Linked DNA regions of Homo sapiens: all the other regions are linked to region 1. A link is a contact called in ENCODE Hi-C or POLR2A ChIA-PET data. All regions are on one chromosome and are shown on one strand. The core of a region is the stretch at or near the end of the contact, and the rest is flanking DNA. Distances in the headings are between cores, read along the strand shown. Region 1 holds the start of DLEU2 (deleted in lymphocytic leukemia 2). Region 2 overlaps DLEU1 (deleted in lymphocytic leukemia 1). Region 3 overlaps DLEU1 (deleted in lymphocytic leukemia 1). Region 4 has its middle 21 kb from the start of MIR3613.

Region 1 (6,060 bases), core at 1,442-3,941:
GATTGGGGTTGGCTGCCCTACCTGCGGGGTGGCTGTGGGGAGTTACCCTCAGCTCTGAAGATGCCTCCCCTTAACTGAAAACGTCTTTGGCCGGTAAAGCCGCCCACGCGGGCCGCGCCTCTTCCAAGTCTGCGCAGGCCGCCTTTGTCCCTGCAGTGACTGCCGCGAGGGCAAGGAGCGAGCGCGGAGAATGTCACCAGAGTTTATTGAAGTGTTTATAAGCCGAGAACTCTGGTTTTTGCGGGGAGGCGGAGTGCTTATCCAACTTCACTGGAGCAAAAATTCTGTGGGCCTAGAATCCCAGGAGGCCTCTGCGCACCCTCGCTGGGCGAGCCGGAGTCCCGGCCTCTCCCGAGGATACGAAGCCGGGGGTCAAAGCTTGCCCCCGCGCCATACTCCTTTGCCTCGTCGAACTTTCAGCACGGTCCCATTCAGTCTGGAATTTCAGCTCAAGACCCGGGCCAAAAGTTCCCTGCGGAGTTGGTATATTAACATCCGCGTTCGCTTTTCCAAGGGGGTTGAGGGGCTCCGGACAACTTCTAGCAGCTCCCGGGCGCCCTCCAGGGACCGCCCCCACCCAGTTTCTGCGCAGCTCGGGCCCCCACCGTCGCCTCGCGACCTCAGATCTTGGCCTCCCACGGCCGCGCTCAGGGAAGCTATTGCAACTGATGCGCCCCGGGTGCTTTCGTTTTGCTTTCGCTCCCTCCTCTCCGCAGCTGGGAAGACTGCGCAAGAACAAAGTAGGGGCGAAAAGCGCGTGTCCTGACAGTGTGTCGGGGACACTGCAGCTTGGCGCGAAGCTAGGGCGGGGAAATGAAGGCTGAGGCCCGAGGCCTCTGTATCTCTGCCTCTCGCAGGTGTGGGACGGGCCAGGGGGCCCTGCCTTGTTTTCTTCATGCAAGGAAAAGTGGTTTGTAGATATTCAAAACAAAATTGGCGCAGAAACGAATTCGCCGTCTTAGGAGTGCTGTGGCAGGGCACAGCAGAAGCAGGAAGACGGGCGGCCAGGGCCTTTGCCTAAATTGGAAGGAAACCAGGAGCGAGCGCGCCAGCTCCCGCACCAGGCTCTGAGTACCGTTAGGTGTGAGGGGACCAAAGCGCCGTCCGGTTCGCTGGGGGGTCGACTAAGCTCCGCGTTTTGGAAGCCCAGCAAACACTGCACAGGTTCGCTTTACTTCCTCTCGCCTTCTTTAGAACGAGTGCACACATTGGCAGCTGACGATCCCACCACCTAGTCTCCCTCTTAAAAGAGGGCAGGCAAGCCTGGAAAGGTTTCCCAAATAGAGGCAAACTTATTGCTGTCTTGACTGGCCCAGCGAAAGCGCTCTCAGCACTGGCTGAGCCCAGTGCCCAGCCAGGAAGCTCGGCTCGGGTTGCGCGAGTCCTTGAAGAGTCCCCCACGGCCTGCAGTTGGCCCGAATGAGGGTCTGTGCGCGGGAACGGTTTCCCCAAACCCCTTAAGTAATAACATAACCCTTCCAGACTGTTCATCACACTGTTCAGCTGCCAGGAAAGGTGCGACGCGCTTCTTGCCCTCGTCCCAGCTCAGCTCTAGTTTCTTCCGCCAGTGAGCTGAGAAGCCAAATTATTTTATTCCCACCCTGTAAAGTTAAACTGCAATATACATAAATCACTCAGGGAAGCTGCTAAGATAAATAACACTCAAATGAGCTACTTGCACTTGGTATTGTTGTAAGGCCTTCCTCTGGTGTTTACCGCCCTCCTTGTTTACATGAAGCTCAGGAACAGCGGCTTTAGGCCGGTAGGGAGCTCAGTTTCATTTCAAGGGTATGGCAAGGCCTATCATTTCGTCATAAGGCTTTGAAGGAAAGTTCGTCTGTTTTTGTCTCACATCTAACTTCCAGTAACTTCTCAAAAACTATATTCTTCCAACTGTAGCTCCGGTCTGCAAACTCCCTTCTCCCTAGCTGTCCGGGAAGGGGGACTCGAGCTCGCGCAACGCCCCGCTGCACCTGCGGAGGAGGGAGAGCGTCTGGGTGCGCCATGGAACGCCCGCACCGCGCTTCCCGCGCTCCGCCCGCCTGCCCGCGAACGGCTGCGAGCCACCCCCGCATCCCTCACACCTCTGCCCTCCCCAGTCGTGCGCGGGAGAGGGGGCTAGCACCGCAATGCCTGGAAGAGCGGCCGCGCGAGGGGCCTGGGGACAGGACAGCCTCCCGGCTCCGAGGCGAGGCCCGAATGCGCGCACACTCGGCGAGCGGGGCGGCGACTGGGGAGCCGGAGACGAGAGAGGGCGGAAGTGCGGGACGCCCCGCAGCACTCCCACAGGTCGCGGAGCCCGAGATCCTCGTCGGGTGGCGAGGGCGTGGGTGCCCACGCTATGCGTGACGCCTGAGCCGCGGCCCGAGCCCACGAGCTGGGTGAGGCCGCTGCCGCCGCCGCCGCCACGAAGCCTGGCGGGCGGCGCGGAGCCCCGGGGAGCTGGTTTTCCCGGGCGGGCACGTGACGGGGTTGGCAGCGTTCGGGCCCCGGCTGGGAGGGGGAAGAAGCGGGGAGCAGAAGGCCGCGGGCGGGCGGCTGGCGCGCTGTGTACTTAGGTCGTGTGCTGGGGCTTTTCTCTCCCAGGAGCCGGCGGGGGGAGGGGAGGGGGAGGGGCCACCGCTCCGCCTTCTCCTTTTCGCAATGTTGACGCAATCTATAAATAGTGGAACAAAAGGACCAACTTCCTCGGAGCTTTGCTGAAACTGCACAAAAAATCGAGCCGGGGGGTTCCCTGGTCCCCGGCGATGGGGCGGGGAGCGCTGCGCCGGGGGAGGGGGCGGGCGCGGCGGCGCGGGCCCCGCCGAGGGGGGACACCTGGCTGAGGCACAGCTGCCGCCGTGCCTTTCCGCGCGAGCCCAGAGCTCCGATCCCTGCGCGGGCTCGAGAGCTCGCCCCGAACGGGGGTCTTCCTCCTCCGCCGTTGACAGGTCAGTCCGTACCGCCCCTTTCAACACTGTGGGCTTTCTTTTTCCTCCCCCGAGCCTCCACTTTTAGAAGGGAACTGAGAGGAAAAATAGAACGAGGCGCTGCAGCAACAGCCAGCAAATCTGCAACCCCAGCAGTCCACACGGCAGGGGTGGCCGAGGGGGCTCAAGGAGGCGGTCCCCGCCTGGCCCCTCGTCGTATGGCCGGTGCCTGCGCCGCAGCCAAAGACGGAGGACTGGCGTGCGCCACCCGGGCGGTAGGGAGAGCGGAGGCGCGGGCCGCCTTGCTGGGGTCGAGGAGGGGCTCCCGGCTGCTTCTCTCGCCCGTGGGCCGACCCCCGGAGGCTACGCGTCAGGGCCCGGAGGCCGCTGCATGCGCCTCGCTCCCTCCGAGCTCGGACCCGGCGCCTCAGCTTCGTCCTCTAACTGCTGTGGGAGGATGGAGCAGAGAAGCGCTGTCGCTGCACGCCGCCGTGCCCCCTGGCTCTGGTGCCCACGCAGCCAGCAAGCACTGAGCTGGGGGGCAGGGTGGAACCGGGGCACGCTCGCTTCTCGGAGCCTCGGACCTGAGCGCGAGCGCCCGCCGCGCCGCCGTGGCGGTTCCACAGGGCGCGGGGAGGGGGCGGAGCTGGCGCTGTTGACAGCGGTGCCGGAGCGGGGAGGGCGAAAGTTGGGGAGAGGGGGCGGGGGAGAGGTGGGAGTCGGGGCTGGGGGAGAGAGCGCGCGCGCGGGCTTCGGCGGGGAGAGGGGGGCCGGGTCATGTGATGTACAGACACCCCCGCTACAGGCTGGCTGCAGGGGTGACGTCACCACCCTTGACTGCAGGGGGTGGCACTTCCGCTCCCTCCCCAGCTGCTCCCCAGCCCCTGGCACCGCCGGCTGGAGCCCTTTCGCAGTTTGAGTGGGCAGAGGGAGAGAGGGGTTTTCCTTCTGGCCCCAGCCCGACTGCTTCTCCCGCCGCCCGGAGTCCCCGCCCTGGGACCGGAATGGGAGCCGCGGCCGCCCCCTCCCGACGCGTCCCATTGTGTGAGCGGGCGGCGCAGGGCGGAGGCTGGTGCCGGCCCCCCGCAACTCTGCGCTCCCGAGGGGGCGGGGGCGGACCCCGCGCAGTCAAGGCCAGGTCCAGCCGCCCGCCGGCTCCTCCTTCCCCAGAGCGCCGTCCGCGCGCGGGAAGTCCGACGCTGTCGACTCGGTCCGGACACCGCGGCCTCGCCCGCGTCCCTGGGGCGCCGGGTGGTGAGAGACCCGCTGGGCCGTGTGGGCCCGCAGTCCAGCCCAGCGGGTGTGTGGTTGGAGTCTGTCACAGAGCCCCGAGGGACGCGATCCCAGCAGTCGTTACGCGCTATTTGGGGAAACTCGGGGTTTTGGTGACTCAGCGCGGTGAGCGCTATTTATAGGTAGATGCGTTAGGAGAAGGGAAATAAGCTTCGCTCGAATCCGTCCATTCGTCCGCCCGAGGACTGCAAAGAGCTCCGTTTGGAGGCAACAACTGAAAGACTTCTGAAAAAGATTTGGCAGTTAGAGCCTGTGGTATAAGACATAGCAGGCCTCGCCAGGAGACTAGTTACAACAGTTCGTCTCAAAAAGTTAGAACGTTTTCTGGAGTAGATGGAGGATTTTAGGGACACGTCATGACCCGTAGAGTGTCTTTTTGGGTGTTAGTGTGTGAACCACGAGCAATAATTCAGGTGAAAACCGAGCAGTCCTCCCAGTAGATCGCAGTCTATCAAGAACTGCGTTGTTAGTTGCAGGATTTGTAAAATACATAACATCATATGTGGATAGGTATTAAAAAACTGAATGATGTTGAAAGTTGCTATGCAATATTCTGTAACAGGAAGGTGTGTGTGGCATTTATCTAGAATAAAAAATGTGGAGATTGTAAATTACATGTTTACAATCCAATTTCTCCCTCCCGAAAAGCACTATGAAAAAAAGGCCTTTGATTCTTCAACAGTGTATAAATGCTACACAAACAGTTTTGGCTTCACTTTATGATTTTGATTCTTTTTTCCCACCTCCACCCCAGTTTGTAAATCCAGGAGGTAGATGTTAAGAGAGAGCAATTGCCAGGTTAGCTGCAGGGAGGCAAGAGGCCAGGTCGGGCAGGGCTTTGTATATACCCTGCATGCTGAAGAATTTGGACTTTAGCCTGAGACCTACAAGTTTTGGGGGAAACACATACCTTTTGAGGAAAATAAAAAGCAATGGGCTCTTTCTCTAGGAAAAAAAAATGCGCTTACATACCTATACTAAAATTTTGCATACAATTTTAGGGGGGTTACTTGCTTTATGAGTAAATTCCTATTCTGCCTCAGGACTAAAACATAGGAAAGGGAGAGCCATGAAAGGAGTTTTGGAAATGTCATATTGAGGTGTACACTGGTTGAAGTCCTGGAGACTTGAAGATGGAATGTAAAACAGCCTGTGACCTAAGTAACAATCAATTAGGACCACCGCTGTGTACCTAGGGATAGTGGGGATAGAGAAAAGAGGAATTCAAGGAAGTAATTAAATTGGTGGAATTCTGTTGGTGGAATGGGAAAACTGGTTGGCTGTAAAGGGCAAGAGCAAGAGATACCCAGATTTCTGGTTTAGGGTGTGGACTAAAAGGAGAAGTAGGCCTCAAGTCTAGGGGAAGGAACTCTGTTTTGTCCCTGTAGAATCTGAAGTATCAGAGAACTACTGGGGGAGCAGGGGGTGTTGAAGTAGTTTGGCTCTCTGGAGTCATTAAAATGTAGGTGATAGCTAAAGCAGTGGGAGGGGCTTAGATGGACCACAAAGGGTGCCCTGTAAGAAGTGGTCTGAGGAGGGAACCCTGGGAACACCCATATTCAGGGGAAGAAGGGGAGCAGAAGGAATCTTTGAAGAACCGTGATGAGTGACTAAAGACAGAGCAGTGTCCGTAGCATATAACTGATGAATAAAATCCTGCTTCCTTGATAATAGAAACATGTTGCTGCTTTGTTCCCTTTATATGACTGAAAAAGCTGTGTTCTCTTTCAGTGAAAAAGAAACCATAATTGTCTTTCTGGAGATTTGAATTTAGAAGGACAGTGAAGATAGGAGAGGATGAAATCTTGCTTCTCCCTTTTTTTGAAACTAGAGATACCTAAGGAAGAAGAAAAGGAGA
Region 2 (6,060 bases), core at 993-3,492, 240 kb before region 1:
TGGCCACCCAATTATCTCACTCTTTATAGAATAAACTACTCCAACTGGCCTTCCACTCCACCACCCACTTTATCCCTTTACCCTTCATCTTTATCCTCTTCAAATAGCTCTTGTGGAAGTTGAAATGCATTCGGTCGTGTATCTTCCTCTCTTCTTTTCAAAGAGGTCTGTACCAATATTATCACTTGCCTAAAGAGTTTTTTTATTAACACTCAAATTAAAACTGCAGAAGGGAAGCCCTACAACTCTTAGAGCCTCCTGAACGCTACACAAAGCTTGCCTAGGTGGAGAGCTGAACAGCAGGGTGCCCAAGTCCAACTTTGACAAGAAGGGAAGCTTGGGCTTTGCTAGGACAGCAGGTCAGGAACCTTCCCGGGACATAACTCCTAAAGTGGGGCTTCCCAGGAATAGTGCTGGGGGCTTTAAAGAGACTTTCTCCCAAACCCAATCCAGAGGCTGAGGTTGATCTGCCCACCCCTGTGCTCTGCATACTGCAGATCCTAGAGCAATTTCTGCTAACAAAGCTAGTCCTGTGAGGAATCCAGCTGTGTCTTGCAAGCCATTTTCACAATATTATTTTTCAAGTCCCTTGTTGGATCTTAAGAGAGGAATTTCAGGGAAGGGAGAGGAAAGAGTGTCAAGGGTTTAAGTTCACACCTTATTATGCTTTTACTACTCTTCATAGTCACATTTTAACAATTCGTGGTAAGAAATAAATACTTTGGCTCTTGGCGGAATAATTCCAAGTTACTCTTCGCCGCTCAGCTCTCCCTGGCTCACGGGTCAAGCCTTTCTCTCCAATAGGGAGTCCTCCATTCTTCTCATCTCACACCTCAATTCCTAGAACAGCCTCCTCACCAATTTTCTTCCTTCATTCCTCCCACTCTACTCCATGCCACACATATCTGTCAGAATAATCTTCTAAGAATCCTACTTACATCATGAAACTAATTTAATTATTCCCGCTTCTCTCTCCCTCCCCACCTCTCCAGGCTCAGTCTGAGTTCTATCTCCTCCCTGAACTGTTGCGCAGTGGCCCCAGTCCCTAGAGACCTTTGCTCTTCAATGCTGCCATACCAGGGCTAATATTCATGGGGTACAGATTGTCCACTCCCACAGTGTGTTCTGATGGGATTGGCATCCATCGCAATCCAGTCTGATGCCTGTGCAGTACTGGCTGTTAGAAATTTTGACAGATATTTTGACTGTCTTCCTTGTCTACAGCATCTATTGTCTGGATCACTCATCTTGGTATAAACTACACAGCCTTGCTATTTAAATATTCCCAATGTGCATATGTTTTTACTTTCCTACCAGATTGTGATTCATTCTCTGAGGGCAGCCATTCTTGCACCCAATCCCCAGGAAGGAGCCCAGAAGCACGTGCCAAGCTGGTCCCTCCAACACTGGCTAGAGGAATCAATGGATGGAGTAAATAACTAATTTACAATAAAAATTTAAACACTGCACTTACTTCCCATCATCCAGCCTACAAATTTTAGAGCCTCCTGCCTTGCCTTAGTGTACCCACCTCCAACACACTCCACCTGTCTTCTGCCCTCTCCCTCTTACTGTTTATTATTCCCTGAATGTGCACGCCCCGCCTGGCTGTCTCCCTCACACACTGAAAATGAAGTCCCTCTGGATGCTGCCCAGTGACAGTCCCTCCTCCCCTCTGTGTGCTCTGGACTTCCTACACTGAAACTTGAAAGTTATTTCTGAGAGACTTTAAATTTCCACTCAAGATTCCAACAAGTCAGAGTGTTCTGGGCAAAGCATGGATGCCAAGGAAGATACCCCAGTTTCATGGCTGACAAGCTTTATTGACGACTTATTTTAACTCTAGCTGAAGAAGACCATGAAACTAACCACCCCGTTTAAAACTGAAAACACACTCTCCTTGCTCGCAGCCCTCCCAATCTTCTTCAATCTGTTCTGTTTCTATATCACTCATCTCCTTCTAATAGCTTATGATTTACATATTTAATCTGTTCACTGTTCATGTCCCTGAACTAAAACATGAGCTCCACAAGGGCAGAGATTTTTTAAATTGTGGTGAAATACACATAATATGAAATTTACTATTTTAACCATTTTTAAGTGTACAATTCAGTGGCATTGAGTACATTCACACTGTTGTGCAACCATCACCACTATACGTCTCCAGAACTCTTCATCTTCTCAAACTGAAGCTCTGTACCCGGTAAACACTAACTCCCCACTTCCCCTTTTTGCCAGCCCCTGGCAACCACTCTTCTACTTTCTCTATGAATTTGACTGGTCTAGGTACCTCATATAAGCAGAACCATATATTTGTCTTTTTGTAACTGGGTTATTTCACTTAACATAATGTCATCAAGGTTCAGCCATGTTATAGCATATGTCATAATTTCCTTCCTTCTGAAGACTTAATAATATTCCATGTGTGGTAAATGCATATAGGCTACATCTTATTTATCTATTCACCTGTTGACGGGTACTTGCATTGCTTCTACCTTTTGGTTAATGCTGCTATGAACATGAGTCTACAAATATCTCTTCAAGATCCTGCTTTCCATTCCTTTGGGTATATTTCCAGAAATGGAATCATTGGATCATATGGTAATTATATTTTTAATTTTCTGAGGATCTACCATACTGTTTCCCATAGTACCTGTGCCATTTTACATTCCCACCAACAGTGCACAAGCGTTTCAATTTCTCCACATCCTTGTCAACACTTGTTACTTTCTGAAATGGCAGGGATTTCTGTCTATTCTATTTGCTGGTGTATGCTAAGCATGAAGAACAGGGCTTGACATGAAGTCAGCACCTGATAAGTATTCATAGAATTCAACTGTAGAACTGGTGTTGACAAGTGGCCCAGGATGGCCGGGGTTTGAACCTTGGCTTACACACTCAGACACTCCACATGGACACATTATTTGGCCTCCCTGAAGTTCAGGTTGTCATTCATCTGCAACAGCACCTATCTTGAAGGGTGTTGTCAAAGCCCAATAAGATGAGAGATGTAAAGCTCCCTGCCCACTGTGTCTGATACAGGACTCTCTTGCACATTTCCTTCCTTCCACACTGATTCTCTTGAACAGCACATTAAGCTGACTTGGAAAAAGACTATCAGTAATCAAGTTTGGTTAGAGAGAAGTCATTGTCTTTTTTGGTTAAGTTTCATTTGATCACCTCTTGATTTGTGAATCTAAGAGAAATCCCATCGACCCACAACCTCCTACACTGCCTTTTTTCTTCTTCGTAGCACATATCATTACTTGAAAGTATATGCAATGTCTATTATTTTTATCTGTTTATCCATTTTCTCTACCGGAACACAAGCTTCAGGTAGGAAAGGTCTTTGTTTTTCTTGACTACTGCCACATCTACAAGGCCCAGAACAATGCCTGCAACATAAAAAGTCTCAAGAAATATTTGTTAAATGAAGAATTCATTTAAACAGTTACTAATCACCTGTACAGGTATAGGCACTATGCTTACTACTGGGCATCCTATATAAATAAAATACAATTCCTGCCCTCAAGGATCTCACAGTTTAATTAAAAGATGATTATAAACAAATTATTAAATATAGTTTGAGATGCACAGTAAAGGAGCAGGTAAAAAATTATACAAAGAAAAAAGGTATTAAGTCTATCTGGAGGATGTTGTCAAAGAAGGCTTTCATAGGAAAGTGTCCCTTATGAATATTTTGAAGATTAACTAGGGTTGTTTCAGTAGGAAAAGAAGGAAAGGGCATTGTCAATTTAAGTGATAGTTAAGGTCACAAAGACAAGACACATAAGGCTTTATTGTGGAAACAACAAGTAATTTTGTGTAACTAGATATAAAGCTAAAGGGACAGTGTGATGCAACAGGAGCCCAGAGCCCAGAGGGGGCATAAATCATGGAGGCTTATTCAAGCATCATGCTTAGACTTGATGCTATAGATGATCAGAGCCACCAAAAGGCAACACACAAATAGATATTTATTTTAAGGAATCTATATGGCCCTGGTATGGCTGGAGGCCAGTTGGGAACCCCAGAGCTTCCTGGAGGACACCCACCATGGGGATTGGACCAAGCATTCCATTTTCATTCTCTGGGGGCTACAATGGGCTGCTAGACTGGCAGCTGGGTGCTGGACTCAAATTTGAGTCTTCTCATCTTCAAACTCTTCATCTTCTCAAACTGAAACAGCAAATTCTGAGAGTCTGAATCTCTGTTCTGACACTTTAAAGAACACTTTTTCAGGGTCCTAGTCACTGGGGTTTTAGAGCGGCTGCTTGAGTTAGGGTAGTTATATAGAATGTGGAATAAATAGCCATTGGACCTTTGGCTTTAACATTACACATTTCAAATTCTGTTTTATCTATAGAACTAACCTGGCCTATACTTGTGTTGACCCACTAGTAAAAAAGAGAATGTCTATTAAGCTTGGGCCAATTTATACTCTTTGAATGAATGTGTTCTGTATGGTGGGAGGAGAAAGATTTGGCCATACATTGCTACATCCCATGTTGCCTATGGACAAGAGTGTTCCTGACTGTATTCCTTTCCTAGGGCTACCATAACAAAGCACCATACATTGAGCAGCTTAAAACAGAATCATATTCTCTCACAATTCTGGAGGCTAGAGGTGTAAAATTGAGGTGTCAGCAGGGACATGTTCCCCCCTAAACCTGCGGGTGAGTGTCCTTCCTTGCTGCTCTCCTAGCTACTGGTGATTCACTGGCAATTTCTGGCATTCTTTGGCTTGTAACTGCATTAATGCCAGTCTCTGCCTTAGTTGTCACGTGGCATTCTCCTCATGTGTCTCTGTCTTCACAAAGCCACCTTCTTATAAAGACACCAGTCATATTGGGTTAGGGGCTACTCTGGTCTGAATGTTTGTGTCCCCTCAAAACTCATATGTTGAAATCCTAACCTCCAAGTTGATGGTATTAGGAGGTGGTGACTTTTGAGAAGCCATGAGGGAGGAGCCCTCATGAATGGGATTAGAACCTTTATAAAAGAGACCCCGTAGAGCTAGTTTGCCCCTTCCCCTATGTGAGGACACAGTCAGAAGGCACCATCAGTGGACCAGGAAATGGGCCCTCACTAGACACTGAATCTGCTGGTATCTTGATCTCAGACTTCCCAGCCTCCAGAACTATGAAAAATAAATATCTGTTGTTTATAAGCCATCTAGTTTATGGTATTTTGTTATAGCAGCTCAAACAGGCTAAGACATGAGCCCACTCTGCTGTGAGGGAGAACCTGTCCCAGGTCTCTCTCCTGGCTTCTGGTGGTTGGCTGGCAATCTTTGGCATCCCTTGGATTGGAGTTACATCTCCCCACCTCTGTCTTTATGTTCAAGACGTTCTCCCTGTGTACAAATTTCCCCTTCCTATAAAGGCACCAGTTATCTTGGTTTGGGACCCACCCTACTCCAGTACGACTTCATCTAAACTAATTGTATCTACAACGACCTTATTGCCAAATAACGTCACATTCTGAGGAAATGGGGATTAGGACTTCTACACATCTTTTGAGGGGAAGATATCACTCAACCTATAGCGATACCTCTTCTTTTGGCTGTTCAGTTGCAGTATTTAATCCAGTGCGATGAATGTGACAGTAAGTGTCCCAATGTGAATTAAGTCACCAGGCCAGCTCTGCCTACAAAAGCGCATAGTAGCACCATGGTTAGTTACCTCACACCAACACACCAAACAGCTTCACTTTCAAGATGACTGGAGAAGAGGTTGAGTGGGGTTTCATCAAACTTGTGGTCATTCTGACTAAAAGCTGGAATGGGAACTTTTCATTGTCACTTAAGACATAATGGCATTGTTGAACTTTAATGGCACAGCAAATAGAATATCAGTTTATGGGGCACACTCAGGTGCTTCTGTGCTGTCATCTCATTTGAGGCTTTTCAAAGGACAGTGGTGCTTTTAATCACAGCAACACTATATAATAATTAGTAATGACAATATGTACTTTGAGTTGCCCTAGAGGGCCACAGAATCTCAGGCTGCCACCCCTGCAATTAGATTAACAGCTGGCAAAAAGCCAAATTAGGGAGAG
Region 3 (6,060 bases), core at 2,521-5,020, 210 kb before region 1:
GAGACCTTGTCCCAAAAAACAAGAACAAAATAAAACAAAAAAGAACTCAAGAAGAGAGAAGTTGTAACTAAAAAGGATTATCAGGAAGCATTAAAACCTGTTAAATTACAGATATATTAAGTTGGTGCAAAAGTAATCATGGTTTTTGCCATTAAAAGTAATAGCAAAAAAACGCAATTACTTTTGCACCAGCTTAATAGGTCTGAATAATCACTGCAAATCTTAACAGAAAAAAAGAAAAATATTTTATAAAGAGATACATATTGACCACTTTAAAAAATTAAATGTGGCATTTATAATCACACATTAAACTTTTAAAGTCCCACATAGCTCAGCGTTCAAAATTTGGAGTCATAAATGCTTATTTTTATTCTTGATTTTTATATTTCAAAAAAGATGAGCTTTATGAGTTAGGGTTTTCTTTATTTAAGGTATATATTTGTAGATTGAAAATCAGGATGTTTACAGAGAGGCAAATGCAAAGCAAGTAGTATATACAGCACAAATCAGAATAAAAGGGAAATATAGACACGAAAGTGTAAGTTAAGATGCCTGAAAGAAAAATTAATTTAAAGTGCTGGGAATAAATATAAATGAATCAAATGGCTGTACTAAAAAAGAAAAAGGCTTTCAGACTGAATAAAAAACAATGAGCTATCTATAAGAGATTTGACACATTGTTTTTTAAGTTTGGCAAAAATATATCAGACAAATGTAATATACAATTCAAAACAAATTACATTCAACTTTAAAAAGCCAATTTTTAAAAATTGATAATGGTACCAGTCATAATAAAAATTTTACAATTAACAACTTTTATACATCTAAGAATAAAGCACCAATAGAGAAACCTGACTCCAAGCTCAGAGACACCAGTACCAGCCAGACAGCACCTCACCATCACCCAGACACATTAATATCACTGATGGTCTTATTCTATAGGTAAGGAAACCAAGACTGAAGAAAGTTAAGTGATCTGCCCAGAGTCATCTAAATAATTACTGAAAAAGTTCAGAACCTCCTATCAGGTCCTCTGAGGGAAAATCCTATTCACTATACACCTAATTTTGTGTCATCCACCAACACCTTGTTTCCATCCCAATGGGTGTGGTGGTCATTAGGGCTTTTCACAAACATGGCATTTCTCTCCTTGCAGGCACACTGCCGCCTTGCACACCCATTCACTTGAGGTGTGTATGGTTGTGCATCCATATGGGCTTCCTCACCATCTCTTTTCACATGGCCTTGGCAGCCAACGATGTTCCAAATAATGACTGCAATAATAACCCAAAGCAAAGACCCCACCCATCCAGCCCCCATCATCTCAAGATGAACAAGTAGTGTGAGAGAAATCAATATTTATTGTTTTAAACCACTAAATTGGCAGTGGGGATGGGGTGGGGGGTCTTCAATACTACAACATTATCTACATCTATTCTGACTGATTCATCATTAATAATTTTTTTCTCTAAGACAAGGCCAAGGACAAATGCATGCCAGCATTTCACGGGAAATATTTCACAGGCCAAAAGCCATTATTCAGTCATTTGTGGCTTTAGCCATTTAACCAGTTACTAATCCCCCTAATTGTACTATTGATAGACCAAAAGCCTATCAAGAGAGACTCTATCAAAGACTTACTGAAATCCAAAGATATGTCTATTGCATTTATTTATCAGATGAGCCATAATGCCAAAGAAGAGATGAAGTTAGTGCAGAATGACTTCTTTATCAGCAATCCACACAAATTCCTGGTGACCACTGCTTGCTTTCCTAAATGTTCACAGATCCTTTTCTTTAGAAATCTACCCTAGGAGGTAAGGAAAGGTAATATTTGATCTGAATCTTAAGAGACAAATACAATTTTCACGGGCAGAAATTGAGGGGAAAGGATATTTCAGGTTGAATAACAGAATGAACAAAATTTAGGTGGAATAAAGTACATGGCTTTGAGTTAACCAACCCTTTGCATCCATTTTAGCCCATGATGCAAAGGTGGGCTAAATGGCGACAGTGACTTCATAATGTGTAAAGATTGTTAATGCACGCAAAGGGCTTTGGAAACAAAAAGTGAGCTGGACTGAGAAAATTGCATGTTTTAGCCTTTGGCATCTTGTAATAACTGATATATTACTTTATCTTTAAATGAACCTAGAAGAATTTTAAGTATATAATTACATATTAACCTAAGCACCCCCCACAAAATTGCTTCCTAAAGGAATAATAAATTTTCAGTGACAAAATTTAATTAAAAACTCACTCTTAAGATTATAGGCAGATAAATAAAAGACCTTTAAAAGTGTTACACTTGCTGGGCGCGGTGGCTCACACCTGTAATCCCAGCACTTTGGGAGGCCAAGGCAGGCGGATCACTTGAGGTCAGGAGTTTGAGACCAGCCTAGCCAACATGGTAAAACCCCATCTCTGCTAAAAATACCAAAAAATTAGCTGGGCGTGGTGGTGGGTGCCTGTAATCCCAGCTACTCCACAGGCTGAGGAAGGAGAATTGCTTGAACCTGGGAGGCAAGGATGCAGTGAGCAAAGGTCATTCCATTTGCACTCCAGCCCTCCAGCCTGGACAATAAGAGCGAAACTCCATCTCAAAAAAAAAAAGGTGTTACACTTGAGGAATGAATTCTTCTTGCTAAGCTTTTTTTCCTAAAGCGAATTTGTTTCCCATAGGCTCGGTGACTAAATTCAGAGACTTCATGACAAAAATAATAGAAAGTGTCTGCACAGTCATTATGGGCCCTCCCTGGCTAAGTAAGAGAAGGCATACCTCGCCTTTATGCTGTCATCCCAGAGGTCAAAGGTCTTCTGTCTAGTGCACAAAGCTGGAAATTTCCAAATAATCTAAGAAAACATTCAAACAGTTTCAGACAGTTTTTTCCATTATTTACAATGCCGCCCATGATAAGATGGAAATTTTCTGAGGGTGGCGTGATAAGCTTCATGTAAGCAAGACACAGCTAATGGCTTGAAGCGTGGAATTCCAGGGCTTCCTGAACAGGCTGTTTTAGTACAATCTTCCGTTGACAGGGTTAAGCTGCTTATAGATTCCTTAGATAACATTGCAAGGCAGACAGCAGAATAGAAACCCAACTCTAATGACTCAAGACAAAAATGACAGAAAATAGCAAACTAAATACCAAAGAGCAAGGAGCTTCTGAAAGGCGAGACATTTCTCTTTCTATATCCTTCCATTTTTCTGCCTCCACTAAAGATGAAAATGGCAACAAGCTATACTGTTTTTGGTAAATTACTGGCCACACAGTCGGGTGAGCATTGTTAGACTGAATGAGCCAAACCCTAGATTTTACCAAAATTGCCAATGGATTTGAACCACGGGTTTGAGCTTCCAACAGCTGTAGTTAGTTGGCTACATGGCCATCATATTCGAGCGTGTCTGCTCATGGTCACAAGACAGGAGGCCACAAGGATGGTGCCACTGAGCCACGCCTGGAAGGCGAGAGAGCTGTGTGCGAGCTCCATGCTTGCTGTCGGCTGCCCTTACTCAAACTGCCTCTCCTCTGGGCATCAGAAACCCCTCTACAAAGCTGGCCAAGAGGCAGGCAGGGGCTCATCCTGATATCTAGTCCTCACTAGCTCAAATTTTATAAAAACAGGAAACAAAAATCCTAGAAAAGTGCAAGTTCCTATTTTCACAAGATTTCTCAGGCTATTTTACAGTTTCGAAACACTAAGCTGGTGTCTAAAACTACAAGAACACAGAAGTGTTAAAACTGCCAGACACTTGAAAGATCATCTAGTTCAGAAAGTCCTTATACAAATAAGGAAGTAGAGGCCCTCAGAGGGGAGGTAACTAGTAAAGATCATGGTGCTGGTGGTGGAGCCAGGCTTCAGATTTCCAATCCAGATCTTTTTTTCTCTATGCTATGCTGTGTCCTTTGTTTTTTGTTTTGTTTTGTTTTGTTTTGTTTTGTTTTGTTTTGTTTTGTTTTGTTGAGACAGAGTCTTACTCTGTCGCCCAGGCTGGTGTGCAATGGCATGATTTTGGCTCATTGCAACCTCCACCTCCCGGGTTCAAGAGATTCTGCTGCCTCAGCCTCCTGAGTAGCTGGGATTACAGGTGCCCCCCACTACACCCAGCTAATTTTTGTATTTTTGGTAGAGATGGGGTTTCACCATGTTGGCTAGGCTGGTCTCAATCTCCTGACCTCAGGTGATCCACCCACCTCGGCCTCCCAAAGGGCTGGGATTACAGGCATGAGCCTGGCCCTCCTTTGAGGATCAAGGGGAAGTGGAAAAATTCTACCATCTAAATATCTCCTGAATGTATTCCTCTCTAGCTCAAATGATACTACCTTCCACATTTTTTTTTTTTTTTGAGACAGGGTCTCACTTTCTCACCCAGGCTGGAATAAAGTGGCATGACCATAGCTCACAGCAGTCTCGACCTCTTAGGTTCAAGTGATCCTCTTGCCTCAACCTACCAAGTAGCTGGAACTATAGGCACCCAACTAATTTTTTGTATTTTTTGTAGAGAAGGGGTCTCACTATGGTGCCCAGGCTGGTCTCAAACTCCTGGTGTCAAGCAATCTTCCTGCCTTGGCCTCCCAAAGTGCTGGGATTACAGATGTAAGCCATCATGCCCAGCCCACACTTGTTAAATGCTGCTAAGTGTAACTTGCTTTTTTCCCTAATGGATTGCCAGGACTCAAATCTCATCTACTCCAATTCTCTTCTCCACTATTTTTAGTAAACTGAAGTAATGTACCTAAATTTCCCAATGTCAATATGGCCCACATCACTTTCTTACTTAAACCCCTGTAATGATTTCTCATTTTTTATTATGTAAAATTAAGTTTCTCATCATGGCCTGAAAATTGCATGATCTGGCCATGCCTAACTAACACCTTCCCTACCATGTATGCTGAGCTCCTGCTGCAGGCATTCCTTGCACATCATGGTTTTGGTTTCTTCCCTCTGTACCCTTTCATGTCATGGGTCCCTTATCTGGAAGATTCTTCTCCCTTTTGTTTGACTGGGTAATATTTATTCCTCTTTCAAAACATGGTTTAATGAATATTCATCCCAGTGACCAATGACTATTGAGATCTAACTATTAGGCAAACTTCTAGTAACCACACATCATGTCCCCAAGTGCCGTATTTATTAGGCACTGCACCAGGTTGCTGAAGTATCTTATGGGCACCATATTAAAAATTCATCTAGCTTTCAAACACATAGACAAAATATCTGATTAATAGGATAGGGACTTTCTGAGCATATAAAAGCTAGAAATCAAAAAGAAAAGACAAGTAGATCTAATTACATACAAATTAGAAACTTCTGTTAAATAACTCGGAAAACTTTGCATATGACAAATTATTGGCATCCTTAATAAATAAAAAGTTTTTATGAAACAAGTACTAAAAACCATAATAAAGAAACGAGCAAAGAACATAAACTGAGATTCATTAAAAAAGTACTAATTACTAATAACTGTATAAAAAAGAATTTAATTAGCTACTCAGGAGGCTGAGGTAGGAGAATCGCTTGAATCTGGGCAGCGGAGGTTGCAGTAAGCCGAGATTGCGCCACTGCACTCCAGCCTGGTGACAGAGAGAGACTGTCTCAAAGAAAAAAAAAAAAGAATTTAATTCCACTAGTAGACCAGAATAGAAATAAAAAGAAGATAATATTTTTCAACCATCTAATTAACAATAATCATATTCAGCAATGACAGGGTAACCAATAAAATAATCACTCTCGTACTTTGCTAATGGGAGCTAGATTTATATTACCTATTTGGAAAGCAATTTTGCAATACATATCACAAGCCTTAAAATTTCACTCCCTTTGACCCTGTTATTTTTCTTCTCAAAATCTAGCCTAAGAAAATTGTCATAAACAATCGACAAATGGGATCTAATTAAACTAAAGAGCTTCTGCACAGCAAAAGAAACTACCATCAGAGTGAACAGGCAACCTACAAAATGGGAGAAAATTTTCACAACCTACTCATCTGACAAAGGGCTAATATCCAGAATCTACAATGAACTCAAACAAATTTACAAGAAAAAAACAAAAACCCCA
Region 4 (6,060 bases), core at 956-3,455, 150 kb after region 1:
GAAAGTGCTCAGGCCCTGCCCTTCCCTTCCCGTTGGCTGGGGAGAATTCCTGTAATTTGCCCTGTTTACGGGTCCTTAATCTCCAACTTCACTGTCCTCGCTTTCCAAAGAATCCTGAGTGGCTTCCTTCCAACACCTTATCTGTCTTCCCCCACGCCCCTGAAGCCAGGGCCTCTTTTCTTCAAGGCCACCCCCCAACTCATCTCAGGCTGAGGCTCCTCTCTTGAGGCCATATCCCATGGTAGCATTTCTTTGAGGGCTGCTTTTCTGCCGTTTTTCTCCCCAGGTAGGGCCTCTAAAACCGATGGAAGTGAAGTGCTACACCTCAGAGCTGCTTTAGCCCTTAGAGCTGGCCAGGGTCTGAGTGGGCCTCTCACAGGGCCACAGGACTGCCCTTTCCCCCAGCATGCCTAGAAGCTGAGACCACTCACACCACATGAACATGCTATCCTTGTTCCTCTTTCCTGCCAGCCTCAACACAACCAGAATACAGCCCAATAATGGCTGCCTACAAATGGGAGGCACCCAGGGAAGGGAGGGGGTGCTGATTAAGAACCAGCCTGGAGGAGGATCATGGTTTCTCTGAAACAAGAAGGAGGTGAGGGTTGATGCGGAAGGTATATTAGAAATGCTTCAAGCACTTGATGCTTTGAGGGTTTGGGGATTTGAGTTTGGGTTTGTTTTTTAAGCTTAACAATGTGAAAAAGATGTCAAATAACTTTTCTGAACTGTGGCAATCAGAGCCTTGTCCAGAATCATAACTTAATGGCTTTTTGGCTCTCAATTTGATGGTCAGTTTGGCTAACCAACACTTTTTAATTCTGTGTTATTTATTACTCAGTTGATCCCCCCCATAATATGTTAAAAGCCTACTTCCAACCTGTTAAAATGTACCCTTGGAGTGCTGTCCAGATTCACCATTAAAATAGTGTCTTTCCAGTCTTATGTATTTTATTCAGCAGTTACTACAGTACTTTTTTTTTTTTTTTTGACAGGATCTCATTCTGTTGCCCAGGCTGGAGTCCAGTGGTGTGATCACAGCTCACTGAAGCTTTGACCTCCTAGGCTCAAGCTATCTTCCTGCCTCAGGCTCCTGAGTAGCTGGGACTATAGGCACATGCCACTATACCTGGCTAATTTTTAATTTTTTGTAGAAACTGGGTCTCGCTATGTTGCCCAGGCTGGTCTCGAACTCCTGGGTTCAAGCATTCCTGACACTTTGGCCTCCCAAAGTGCTGGGATTACAGGCATGAGATGCCATGCCTGGCCATATTTTTATTTTTAAATCTTTCTATTTAAATAAGGAGAGGGAGAGAGAGAGAAAGCTCTAGGTGCATTTTTTCCAAATGGACACCTTGCCATGTTTTCAACACACATCTAAAGCCTGAATTGAGAGTATAATTTTTCTGTAGATACATCACCTTGAGGAATTTTATAAACTTCAGTTTCCTCATCTGAGAAATGAGGTAGTTGGATTAGATGAACTGGCTCATCAAGTGAGTATAAGGAGCCTTCCAAATTTAAGAATTATTAACATTTCCCGGAAGACTAACCAGGCAATTTTTCTTCTTTAGGTTTGACTTTCTGAGATGTCATGGCTTAGTATTCTTTAAGCAAATTCTGGAATGTTCTTGTCCCTTTGGAATAATTGTAATGTGGATTTGTTCTGTGCAACTGATGATATTCTAATGTGTTTGGGCAGGTTTAAGTCTAAATTTCCAAAGTCTCACACCTGTGGTTTTACCAAAAAGGTACTGCTCAAGGAAACCAGTGATGGGCAAAGGATGCATGGTATAGCTATGATGCAAGAGCGCCCTCTGCAGGCCATGCGAAGATGAGTCTCTTTCTTAAAGGGTAGCTTTTCCGCTCTTTGTGTAGAGTACAACCCTTCCCTTCCTCCTGTAGCATTCTCATCAAGAAACATTTGTTTAGTGCTTACCCTGAGCTAGGCACAGTGTGCTTAGGGCTGGGAACACAAAAATAAAAGCATCCTAGGCTTAAAGGATCTCACGGTCTAATGGGGTACATCCCAATCAGATCATTATAATGCAACCTGAGAGGTGTGTCACTGGAGCTGTGCCTCATGTCCCCATTAGTTTGCAATCACAAGTTGCACACAAGAGCCGAAATCAAACTGTACAGTACAATGCTTTTTTGTTAGGAGAGAAGGACTGGTGACTCACCCTAGCATTTTCTCTTTGCACAGAAACAGATGCCCTGCCCAGAAGCAACACGGCTAATGGGTGCCACCGTGGAGACCCAGGCAACCTGAGAGTAGTCCTGACAGCCAGACCTCCAGGGTGGAAATGGGAAGGTCTACAGAGAAAGGTCAGGATTTAACAGGGAAATGGAGGAGGGCAAGAATGGGGGTCAGGAGGTATCTACGCATTTTGATATGAAATTAAGAAGTTCATTTAAAATATACAACCAAGGCCCGTGACACTTTTTGTAACAAGATTCTAGCTTATCTTCCCACTAGATTTTGTTGGACTTTTTTCAAATTGTATCTGATTGTGTTTTTCAAACTAGGCCAGGAGGGCCCCTCAACTTCTAAAATACAAAAATTCTTTCTGCTCCTCTTTTCAAATCTTCTCAGATTCTGGACACACCCAGAAATTCCATGTGCCTTTTTACTCCCTTAATCCTGTTAACTTTTTGTCTCTTCTTAGCAATGACTTCCTTTCATTTTAGAGAAAGTTCTGCTGGTAACATACTGTATAAGCCAGGAGAGAAAAAGAACTTGAAAGAGGAACACATTTTTCTTCATTTTTTTTTTTTCAAAAAAGGTAAGGGAAAAAAATAAAGGAAGTGGAGAAATATACTACTCAGTACAGTTGTCAAACAAATTTCTTGGAACCATGGCCTACAAGAATACCTATCTTAACTGCATTGCACTAGAAACCACATTTTCATATTCCTTTTGTGATAATTCTAAGATAATGAATTAGATGTTAGCCATTGTTTTCCAGAATAGAATTTCTGGAGTTACTGGTAGTTCAGGGAATTTTAGTCACAAGATATATATTTTCTGTACCTTTGTGTGTGTGTATATGTGTGTATGCATATATACTTATATACATGCACATATATACACATACACACAAACATGCATGTGCTATAGCTTTTGAATGGAGATATATGTGTGTGTACACACACACACATTCATTCATTCATTTATATCATACAGCTTCTCTGAAGAGCAACAGGAGAAAAATGCAGGAAATATAAAGGCAACCTGGGGTCAGTCCTATGCAGTGAGCTCTTTGAGGTCTCCATCAGAAATAAAAGATTTCAGTCTTTTTTGGCTGGGCACAGTGGCTCACACCTGTAATCCTAACACCTTGGGAGGCCAAGGTGGGAGGATTAACAAAAAATACAAAAATTAGCCGGGGGTGGTGGTGGGAGCCTGTAGTCCCAGCTACTTGGGAGGCTAAGATGGTAGGATCACCTGAGCCAGGGAGATGGAGGCTGCGGTGAGCCATGATCGCACCACTGCACACCAGCCTGGGTGACAGAGTGAGACCCTGTCCTAAAAAAAAAAAAAAAAAAAAATCAATCTTTTCATAGTTATTCAAATTAAAACAACAAAATAGAGATGTGAAGACTTGGCTCAGGAAGATTCAGTCATCTCAACAGTCACTGTAAAGAACTGCCATCAGACTCCTTTTGACTCTAAATGGCAAAGGATACCAACACTGTTCTTCCTAGGAAGCTAATCTATAGTTAAAATAGGCACATTGCATAGCTCTGTGTATCTACAGTGTTGTAATTGTCTAACAGAGTGGAGATACTAAATGTACTCAGTGCATAAAACACATTTTATTTAAAATAGAGAGGAAATTCCTGAGGGAACAATAAAATCAAGGATGTTACAGTAATTTCATGAGCCATCCAGATATAATTACCAACAAATAAAAATAAAATATTTCATAATGCTCTGTTTTATTTAAATATTGGCTTATAAGGCATTGTTCTGTTATTTTCTTTGGTTAAAACAAAGTTTTTAAAATCAATATCTCATACTTGTTAGTATGTATTAGTGGGAAACCTTTATAATAAAGTAATTTTATGTGCAAAAGCTGCCTAGTTTCCAGCTCTGGGGCATTCCGGGAGCACAAACCTCAGGGGCATCATTATGGCCCAAAAAACCTGGGGATTGAGTTGACGGGGCTTTACCCAAGAGGACCTAAAACAACACAGTTAAAGATGGAGAAACAGGCCGGGTACGGTGGCCTCCCACTTTGGGAGGCCAAGGTGGACAGATCACCTGAGATCCGGAGTTCGAGATCAGCCTGACCAACATGGAGAAATCCTATCTCTACTGAAAGTACAAAATTAGCCAGGTGTGGTGGCACATGCCTGTAATCCCAGGTACTCAGGAGGCTGAGGCAGGAGAATCGCTTGAACCCAGGGGGCAGAGGTTGCAGTGAGCCGAGATCACGCGATTGCACTCCAGCCTGGGCAATAAGAGCCAGACTCCGTCTCAAAAGAAAAAAAAAAAAGATGGAGAAACAGAAGCCCAGGGTTCAGCTGTTAAGAGAGGCCTGGCAAGGGACAGTCAATAATGGGAGAACAGTAGGGGTTAGAACCTAGATGCTGAGAATAAGATAAAACAAGGCTTCACAAGGCCTGAATCAACTAGAACTAAGTTTAAAACTAAAAGTATGGATGAGAAGATGTGCAAGACTATTCCTTGTCCCTCTTAAATTAGCAATTTAATTTACACTGAGAAATGTATGGCCATAAGGGACCAAAAAAATAATAATAATGTTGACATGATTGCCTTTTTTTTTTTTTTTGAGATGGAGTCTCACACTGTCACCCAGGTGGTGTGCAGTGGTGCGATCTCGGCTCACCGTAACCTCTGCCTCCCAGGTTCAAGCAATTCTCCTACTTCAGTCTCCCAAGCTAGGATTACAGGTGCCCACCACCACACCCAGCTAATTTTTTTTATTTTTAGTAGAGACGGGGTTTCACCAGGTTAGTCAGGCTGGTCTCGAACTCCTGACCTCAAGTGATCCACCCGCCTCAGCCTCCGAAAGTGCTGGGATTACAGGCGTGAGCTACTGCACCCGGATTGGCCGATTTCCTTCTCAAATTCTAGACATGTGGTGTGACAGCTCTTAATCACAAGCTATTTTATGGGTTTACCTGACAAAGCACTGTTACAGAGACTAGAAATACCCAAAGAAATACTGCATCCTCTCCGCAGACCTACATGGGAATCAGAAGGTGGACTGCTGAACAACAGATCAGCACAAGAAGTTCAAAGAATGAAGTTGCAATGTCATTAGGCTATGATAGCTTAGGCATCCATCTGACTATTGGAGTGTCTTATTCCCATACAGCATCTATATTAGGGCTAGATTTGCTACTGGGGCCCGAAATGCTGGCAGTCCTATGGTATTCAGAGCTGTAAAAAAAGAGGGAATCAAAAAGACTAGGAGTTCATTTCGACAGCCTTGGCAATGTATAGGATTTTGCGATTTTCTTTTGTAAATTGGAGATTCTTTTTTTCATGCATAAAACATTTTTCATAGAACTGTAAAAAGCTCCCAGACCCTTGGTGTGGGGCCTATACTATTCAATGGATAAACTGGCCCTCTCTGTCGTAGCCTCAAAGATGTAGGAAACAGCATTCCTGATAGAATTAAGGGAGTTGGAGGTGCTGGTTACTGGGAATAAGCCACGATGGAAGCTCCATGGGAGCAGAAGCAAAACTGTATCCCCAGCACCTACACAGGGCCTGGTTCCTAGTAGGGAAAGGTAAATATTTGAAAATGAATGAACAAATTACTAGATAAACCAGAAAGTGAAAGTAGAAGGGAGATGAGATAACTAGATTTAAGTAAACAAAACCTCAAGAAATCAGAATTCAAGAAATTATATCAAGTATAAAAGACTCTAGCAGGCTGGACGTGGTGGCCCACGCCTGTAATCCCAGCACTTTGGGAGGCCGAGGCGGGTGGATCAAGTTTGAGACCGGCCTGACAAACCTGGTGAAACCCCGTCTCTACTAAAAATACAAAAACTTAGCTGGGCATGCTGGAAGGTGCCTGT

What was found. A loop is a pair of places that touch in the nucleus more often than their neighbours do. ChIA-PET counts read pairs that join two places held with the same protein, here RNA polymerase II (POLR2A). Pooled maps may share reads with other maps.
Region 2: a map of GM12878 shows a loop between it and region 1 (2.8-fold over the local background). The contact joins the enhancer-like site here to the promoter of DLEU2 in region 1. A Hi-C loop is called at or near these places in 8 of 168 maps with a recorded cell type or tissue (B cell, CD4-positive, alpha-beta memory T cell, GM12878 and 5 more), 35 of 37 single-sample maps with no recorded cell type and 23 of 50 pooled maps. POLR2A ChIA-PET finds 5 or more read pairs at or near these places in 14 of 52 experiments (B cell, CD4-positive, alpha-beta T cell, CD4-positive, alpha-beta memory T cell and 9 more).
Region 3: a map of Caco-2 shows a loop between it and region 1 (11-fold over the local background). The contact joins the enhancer-like site here to the promoter of DLEU2 in region 1. A Hi-C loop is called at or near these places in 1 of 168 maps with a recorded cell type or tissue (Caco-2). POLR2A ChIA-PET finds 5 or more read pairs at or near these places in 4 of 52 experiments (Caco-2, HEK293T, OCI-LY7 and 1 more).
Region 4: a loop to region 1 is called in a map of endothelial cell of umbilical vein, with 3 times the contacts of the local background. The contact joins the enhancer-like site here to the promoter of DLEU2 in region 1. A Hi-C loop is called at or near these places in 3 of 168 maps with a recorded cell type or tissue (OCI-LY7, chondrocyte and endothelial cell of umbilical vein), 12 of 37 single-sample maps with no recorded cell type and 19 of 50 pooled maps. POLR2A ChIA-PET finds 5 or more read pairs at or near these places in 11 of 52 experiments (B cell, CD4-positive, alpha-beta T cell, MCF 10A and 8 more).

The regions. Positions count from the first base shown.
Region 1 is chr13:50,122,172-50,128,231 of GRCh38, reverse strand. It overlaps DLEU2 (deleted in lymphocytic leukemia 2), which reads left to right and starts at 2,691. Exons shown (of 14, transcript NR_152566.1): 1 at 2,691-2,930. All of the region lies in intron 2 of DLEU1 (deleted in lymphocytic leukemia 1), which reads right to left. RefSeq lists silencers at 2,239-2,568, 2,599-2,808, 3,129-3,638, 3,719-4,228 and enhancers at 1,860-2,570, 5,887-6,060.
Region 2 is chr13:50,366,658-50,372,717 of GRCh38, reverse strand. The region is part of intron 2 of DLEU1 (deleted in lymphocytic leukemia 1); the gene reads right to left. Among named protein-coding and RNA genes, the nearest start is that of DLEU1-AS1, 160 kb to the left of the region's middle. RefSeq lists a silencer at 5,591-5,885. Within about 2 kb of position 2,242, at least 2 of the 41 ENCODE cell types and tissues checked have a DNase peak (open chromatin) inside an H3K27ac peak, as active enhancers do; they include B cell, where a contact is called at or near this core.
Region 3 is chr13:50,331,986-50,338,045 of GRCh38, reverse strand. All of the region lies in intron 2 of DLEU1 (deleted in lymphocytic leukemia 1), which reads right to left. Among named protein-coding and RNA genes, the nearest start is that of DLEU1-AS1, 190 kb to the left of the region's middle. Within about 2 kb of position 3,770, at least 4 of the 41 ENCODE cell types and tissues checked have a DNase peak (open chromatin) inside an H3K27ac peak, as active enhancers do.
Region 4 is chr13:49,972,601-49,978,660 of GRCh38, reverse strand. No RefSeq gene overlaps it. Among named protein-coding and RNA genes, the nearest start is that of MIR3613, 21 kb to the left of the region's middle. RefSeq lists silencers at 1,674-1,968, 5,864-6,056. Within about 2 kb of position 2,205, at least 5 of the 41 ENCODE cell types and tissues checked have a DNase peak (open chromatin) inside an H3K27ac peak, as active enhancers do.